Regions from separate parts of the Homo sapiens genome. Here region 1 is linked to region 2. The links are chromatin contacts, found by POLR2A ChIA-PET in ENCODE. All regions are on one chromosome and are shown on one strand. The core of a region is the stretch at or near the end of the contact, and the rest is flanking DNA. Distances in the headings are between cores, read along the strand shown. Region 1 has its middle 40 kb from the start of LINC02606. Region 2 has its middle 20 kb from the start of MIR34AHG.

Evidence for each region. ChIA-PET counts read pairs that join two places held with the same protein, here RNA polymerase II (POLR2A).
Region 1: POLR2A ChIA-PET joins it to region 2 with 14 read pairs in IMR-90. The contact joins two enhancer-like sites. POLR2A ChIA-PET finds 5 or more read pairs at or near these places in 3 of 52 experiments (AG04449, BJ and IMR-90).

The regions. Positions count from the first base shown.
Region 1 is chr1:9,387,734-9,390,433 of GRCh38, forward strand. No RefSeq gene overlaps it. Among named protein-coding and RNA genes, the nearest start is that of LINC02606, 40 kb to the right of the region's middle. Within about 2 kb of position 1,266, at least 4 of the 41 ENCODE cell types and tissues checked have a DNase peak (open chromatin) inside an H3K27ac peak, as active enhancers do.
Region 2 is chr1:9,200,542-9,203,241 of GRCh38, forward strand. No RefSeq gene overlaps it. Among named protein-coding and RNA genes, the nearest start is that of MIR34AHG, 20 kb to the left of the region's middle. Within about 2 kb of position 1,275, at least 6 of the 41 ENCODE cell types and tissues checked have a DNase peak (open chromatin) inside an H3K27ac peak, as active enhancers do.

The sequences.
Region 1 (2,700 bases), core at 16-2,515, 190 kb after region 2:
TGAAGAAGAGACCAGAGCATTTCAATACACAGGCCTGAGCATTTTACATTTGAAAATGATGGGGGCCGGGCGCAGTGGCTCACGCCTGTAATCCCAGAACTCTGGGAGGCCGAGGCCAGTGGATCACTTAAGGTCAAGGGTTCGAGACCAGCCTGGCCAACATGGGGAAACCCCATCTCTACTAAAAATACAAAAAAAAATTAGCCGGGCATGGTGGCACACACCTGTAATCCCAGTTACTTGGGAGGGCTGAGGCACAAGAATCGCTTGAACCCAAGAGACAGAGGTTACAGTGAGCCGAGATTGCACCACTGCACTCCAGCCTGGGTGACAAAGTGAGACTCTGTCTCAAAAAAAAAAAAGAAAAGAAAATGAAAATGATAGGAAAATCTGTGAGTCAAAGAACAGGGAGAGTAGTTTGACCTTGCACAGCTGGCAGGCAGGGACTGGAGGAAAAATCAAAAGACTCCAGGCTATTCCATAAACCAGCTCCGAAAGCCCCACGCAAAGCCCCCCAGAACACTCCACCTCATTTAATGCTGACAGCACTCCTACGAGGTTGCAGTTCTGTCCTCTTTTTTATAGAGGGGGAAACTGAGGCACAAAAGGGGAAAGGTTTGACCAAAGCGTGACTCACAGCTGTCAGGAGGCAGGGCCAGGGTTCAGACAGAGACTGTTCTGACTCCGAGCCATGCCTTGTCCCCTCAGCCTCTCTGTGCCCCGCGCTGCCTGGCACTGTGTTAGCTCAAGACGTATTTATTCAATGCACGATCTGGAATAAACAAAGCCCTCCCAGCTCGCACATCAGCCACTCAAACAAGCATTTGTTGAGGATGTTGAGGGTGACAAAGGCAGCGTTTGGCCAGCCGCTCTGACTTCCTGGGCCTCCAGGCCGTCCAGGCACAAGCTGATCTGAGAGGAGACAAAAGGGAGACGTCCACAGACAGGATAAGTGTCGAGTGCCCCACTCTGCTGCACCCCTGGGGAAGCTCAGAGGCTGGGGTTTTAGATTTGGGCGTGGCACTTGCTGAATATCTCCTAAGGCCTGGGTAATCTGCTAACATCCGAAGTCCCACTAGAGCCTCTCAAAAAAGGGGAGCAAGTCCCCTTTTTACAGCAGGAGAAGCTGAGGCCCAGAGGGTTCAAGGGCGGTCCAGGGTCACATAGCCTGATTATGGTAGGCAGGGTTCCTCCAGAGCCTCCGTGGGGAGCATCTGGGGCCACAGTGCCTGAAGCTGGAAGGGCACACTTTGAAGCAGCAGCTTGGCCAGCCGGGGTGGAGCTGAGTCATCTGTCCCTGGGGAAGATTTATGGTGCTGAAGTCTTTGGGACCAGGTCGGGGGTGAGGACTAAATTCTGACCTTTTTTCTCTCTTGCCCAAATTCCTACCTAAGGGGCCTAGGGAGTGTGAAAGGAAAATAAATCTTGGGATCCCAAAATCACTAAGCTAAAGGGAAAAGTCAAGCTGGGAACTGCTTAGGGCAAACCTGCCTCCCACTCTATTCCTTAAAAAAAAAAGCTACTAAGATTAAAACAAAAAAAAAAACAAAAAACTAAATGGCCGGGCACGGTGGCTCACGCCTGTAATCCCAGCACTTCAGGAGGCTGAGGTGGGTGGATCACAAAGTCAGGAGATCGAGACCATCCTGGCTAACATGGTGGAACCCCATCTCTACTAAAAATACAAAAAATTAGCTGGGCGTGGTGGCGGGCACCTGTAGTCCCAGCTACTCGGGAGGCTGAGGCAGGAGAATGGTGTGAACCCAGGAGGCGGAGCTTGCAGTGAGCCGAGATCGCGCCACTGCACTCCAGCCTGGGCGACAGAGTGAGACTCCACCTCAAAAAAAAAAAAAAAAAAAAAGGCTACATACCTCCCTCACAATTTGTCCACAAGGAAATTCCTTGTGGACAAAGGACAGACCGAACTCAGTCATCCTCTGCTCACTGAGATCAATGCATATCTGATTGCCTCCTTTGGAAAAGCTCATCAGAAACTCAAAAGAATGCAACCATTTTTCTGTTAATCTACCTGTGACCTGCAAGCCCCCTCCCCACTTCGAATTGTCCCACCTTTCCAGACCAAACCAATGTACATCTTACATATATTGACTGATGTCTCATGTCTCCCTAAAGTGTATAAAACCAAGCTGTGCCCTGATCCCCTTGTATAATAAACATGTCATCAGGACCTCCTGAAGCTGTGTCACAGGCGTGTCCTAACCTTGGCAAAAGAAACTTCCTAAATTAAGACTTGTCTCAGGTACCCTTTGGTTTACAGAAGTCACACCCTAGAAACCGTAGAATCTCATCAGATGGGTTTTAGTTCACCTGATCTAATGTGGCTCACTTTTCAACCTGACTCCAACGTAACATCGCATGACAGATAAAGAAACAGATAAAGAAGGAAATCCGTCAAGCGTGATGACTCATGTCTGTAATCTCAGCACTTTGGGAGGCTGAGGCAAGAGGATCGCTTGAGCCCAGGAGTTCAAGACCAACCTGGGCAACATGGTGAAACCCTGTCTCTATAAAAAAAAATAAAATAAATAGCCAACATGGTGGTCCCAGCATGTCTGTAGTCCCAGCTACTCGGGGAGGCTGAGGTAGGAGGATGGCTTGAGCCTGGGAGGTGGAGGCTGCAGTGAGCCCTAATCACCCACTGCCCTCCAGCCTGAGTGGGGAAATTTGCATCTGTAAAGA
Region 2 (2,700 bases), core at 25-2,524:
TGTCTATGAGCCCAAATTTCCCCAAATGACTGAGGTGTTTGGTATGAGCACATTGCATGCCCCAGGGAGCTTCAACGCCAGCAGCTTCCTGCCACGGTACAGGCAGGTTCTCTAAGCACGAGCTTTCAATTCAGGCTCCTGTCTATAGCGAGAACCAGAACACAATGCAGGGACCCACAGGGGTCATGTGGCTCCACCAGCCTCAGCCGTTCCCAAAAGCCCAGCTGCTGTTTCAGGGGCTTGCCTGGATAACTTATATCTGAGAGGTTTGCTGCACATCCTTTGAGTGATTTATGGTGAGATCTAAAATTTCTTTGTAAAAAGATACCCTTTTGCTTTGGGAGGGATCACAAGGAGCTCAGCCCTCCAGTGCCCAGGACCACCTGGGCAGATGCCACTGTTGGCACTGTATAATGTCGCCCCCCATGCAGACCTGATCTGAGCTCTGCGTGTCAGGGAATGCCACTTCAGCAGTGCCAGCCTGGGAGCTCCTCCAGCCGGCACCTACTGAGGCAGCAAATGACTTTGGGGAGGCCCTTTGGCTGGGTGCATAGGAGTCTGGGTCCCAGAGACCATAGCTCACATGTCTCAGGCTGCTTATGTACTTCCCCAGAAAGAGCCACTGTCCCAAGTGTGCTTCCTGCTGCTTTTGTGCAGTCCCATCTAGACGAGCCCCTTATGGAGACCCCTCCTCTTCTGCCTGGCACCCAATGCTCCCATCATTCAACACCTGCTACCAACACAGAAGCAGTCCATCCCCTTCTTAAATGCTACAGCCTCTGCCCCGGCGGCCACTAATCATTCTATTCGAGTTTCCCTCCAGAGCTCATCTCAGTAAATCCGGAAGAAGAAAACCTCCATCCCCAGTGAACAAGACCATGAAGGCTGCGTCAGTGTTCCCAGGTTTCAAGCCAAGCTGGAGAAAGATCACAACAGAGACCAGACCCGCATTCTCCGGCCCAATTCCACATGGCTGAGAGAGCCAGCTAACCAGACGCAAACACACGCGGCAGGATGGCACGCGACTGAGGCAAGGAATAAGCCTCAACTCATCAGTAAGTCCACGGGGTCTCCGCCCCCAGCATGTGGGAGAGGGAAACTAGCCCAAAGTCAGCGTCCTGATTGTGCTTTGGATTTGCCCAGGGCTGAGCACTCCCTGGTCCGAGGTACCCAACAAGCTGACCTGAGAATGGGCTGCATCCCCTTCCCTCCCTCCTTCCCTCCTTCCCTCCTCCTCTCCTTCCTCCTCCTCCTCCTCCTCCTCCTCCTCCTCCTCCTCCAGCTGACTCCTTCTGCTGCTGCCTCTGCCGCTGCTGCCTCTGCCGCTGCTGCGGTCTGCAGTCACTTGAAGGAGAAAGATTTCGCAGTACGGCATTCTTAAAGCTGCAGTGTCCAAATTCTCCTTCAAACCCCACTGTCACCGACATCAGCCAACTTACCGGGGTCCTTCGCAGAGGGTAGGTGGGCAAGGAGATGGGGATGGGGGGCTTGGAGAAGTCAGACAGGTGGGAACCAGACGCTCAGACTCTGGCAAGGGTAAAGAGGAGAAGCAGGCTGTACCGTGAGAGCCTCTGCAGTTAAACCAGGTTTCTGGGACTGCAGCGGGACTGCAATGGAGTAGTTTTTTTTTTTAATCGTAAAACCTCCACCAAAATCTTCTCCACAAACTTATACTCTTTGTAGCTTAATTAAAATACAAGGTGCAAACATAAAACCAACATGAGAAAGAAACCCAATCTTTAAAAAAAAAAAGAATTCAAACAGCAATTTAAAAAATTATTCCTAAAAATTTACTCCTGTGAGCAACTGACTCAGCTCTCCCCACAGTGCTGTGCCGGTAAGCCAACGGGGAAGGACCTGGATGGAGTTCTTAGCGCCCAGAGTTTCTGCAAAGTGCAGGCAGAGGACTCCGGCTTCTTAGGGGAGAAAGCTTTTTAAAACCCAAAGGAAAGGGGATCTTTCTGCTGGCTATCCAAGGAGCGTGTCAATGAGCTGATCTAGCATCCAGAAACCAACACACCCCTCCCTGAAAGTTACCTCTCTCCTCTGCTCAGCTGCTGCCGTCCTGCCTGGATGCTGGCAAGTTCAGACTGCTTCGGGAGAGGCAGGACCCGAAATAAGAAGTGTCAGCTGGGTCCCTGCACCCAAATGGTGCCGGGAGTCAATGCTGCAGGAGGCAGGGATGGTCTCCCCCACCATGCACCCGCCCCCCGCCGGTTGAATTTAAACCCCTGACACTGCAAGATGCTCACTCCTATAGAGACACCTCTCCGCGGAGCCTCCTCCCTCCCCCACGCTCTCACACAACTAGGTCCAAAGCTTTGCCCCACCTCCCAGATTTGTTCACCTGAAGATGCTTTTCTTGAAAAAACAAAACAAAACAAAAACAAAAACAGAAGATTGAGACTCTGCAGAGTCTTTAATCCTTAATTCTGGAGAAGGCGGGACTTGTTCAAAAGTTTGAGAATTGCAGCCTGATGCCCAGGAAGGAGCAGAGGTGATGAGCCGACAGTCTGCTTTGCACCAGACAAGTTGACACCGTTGCTTTATCAAGAAGGGCAGAGGTAGACCCGGGGTGAAGAGAAGAGGAAAATTCCTCTCCATCCACTGGCAAATTCTCAACCGTTTGGGAAATCTCTATTTTTGTTTTCCTTCAAGAAAACCCCATTTAAAAAATTGTCAGGCACATGAAATGTTCAA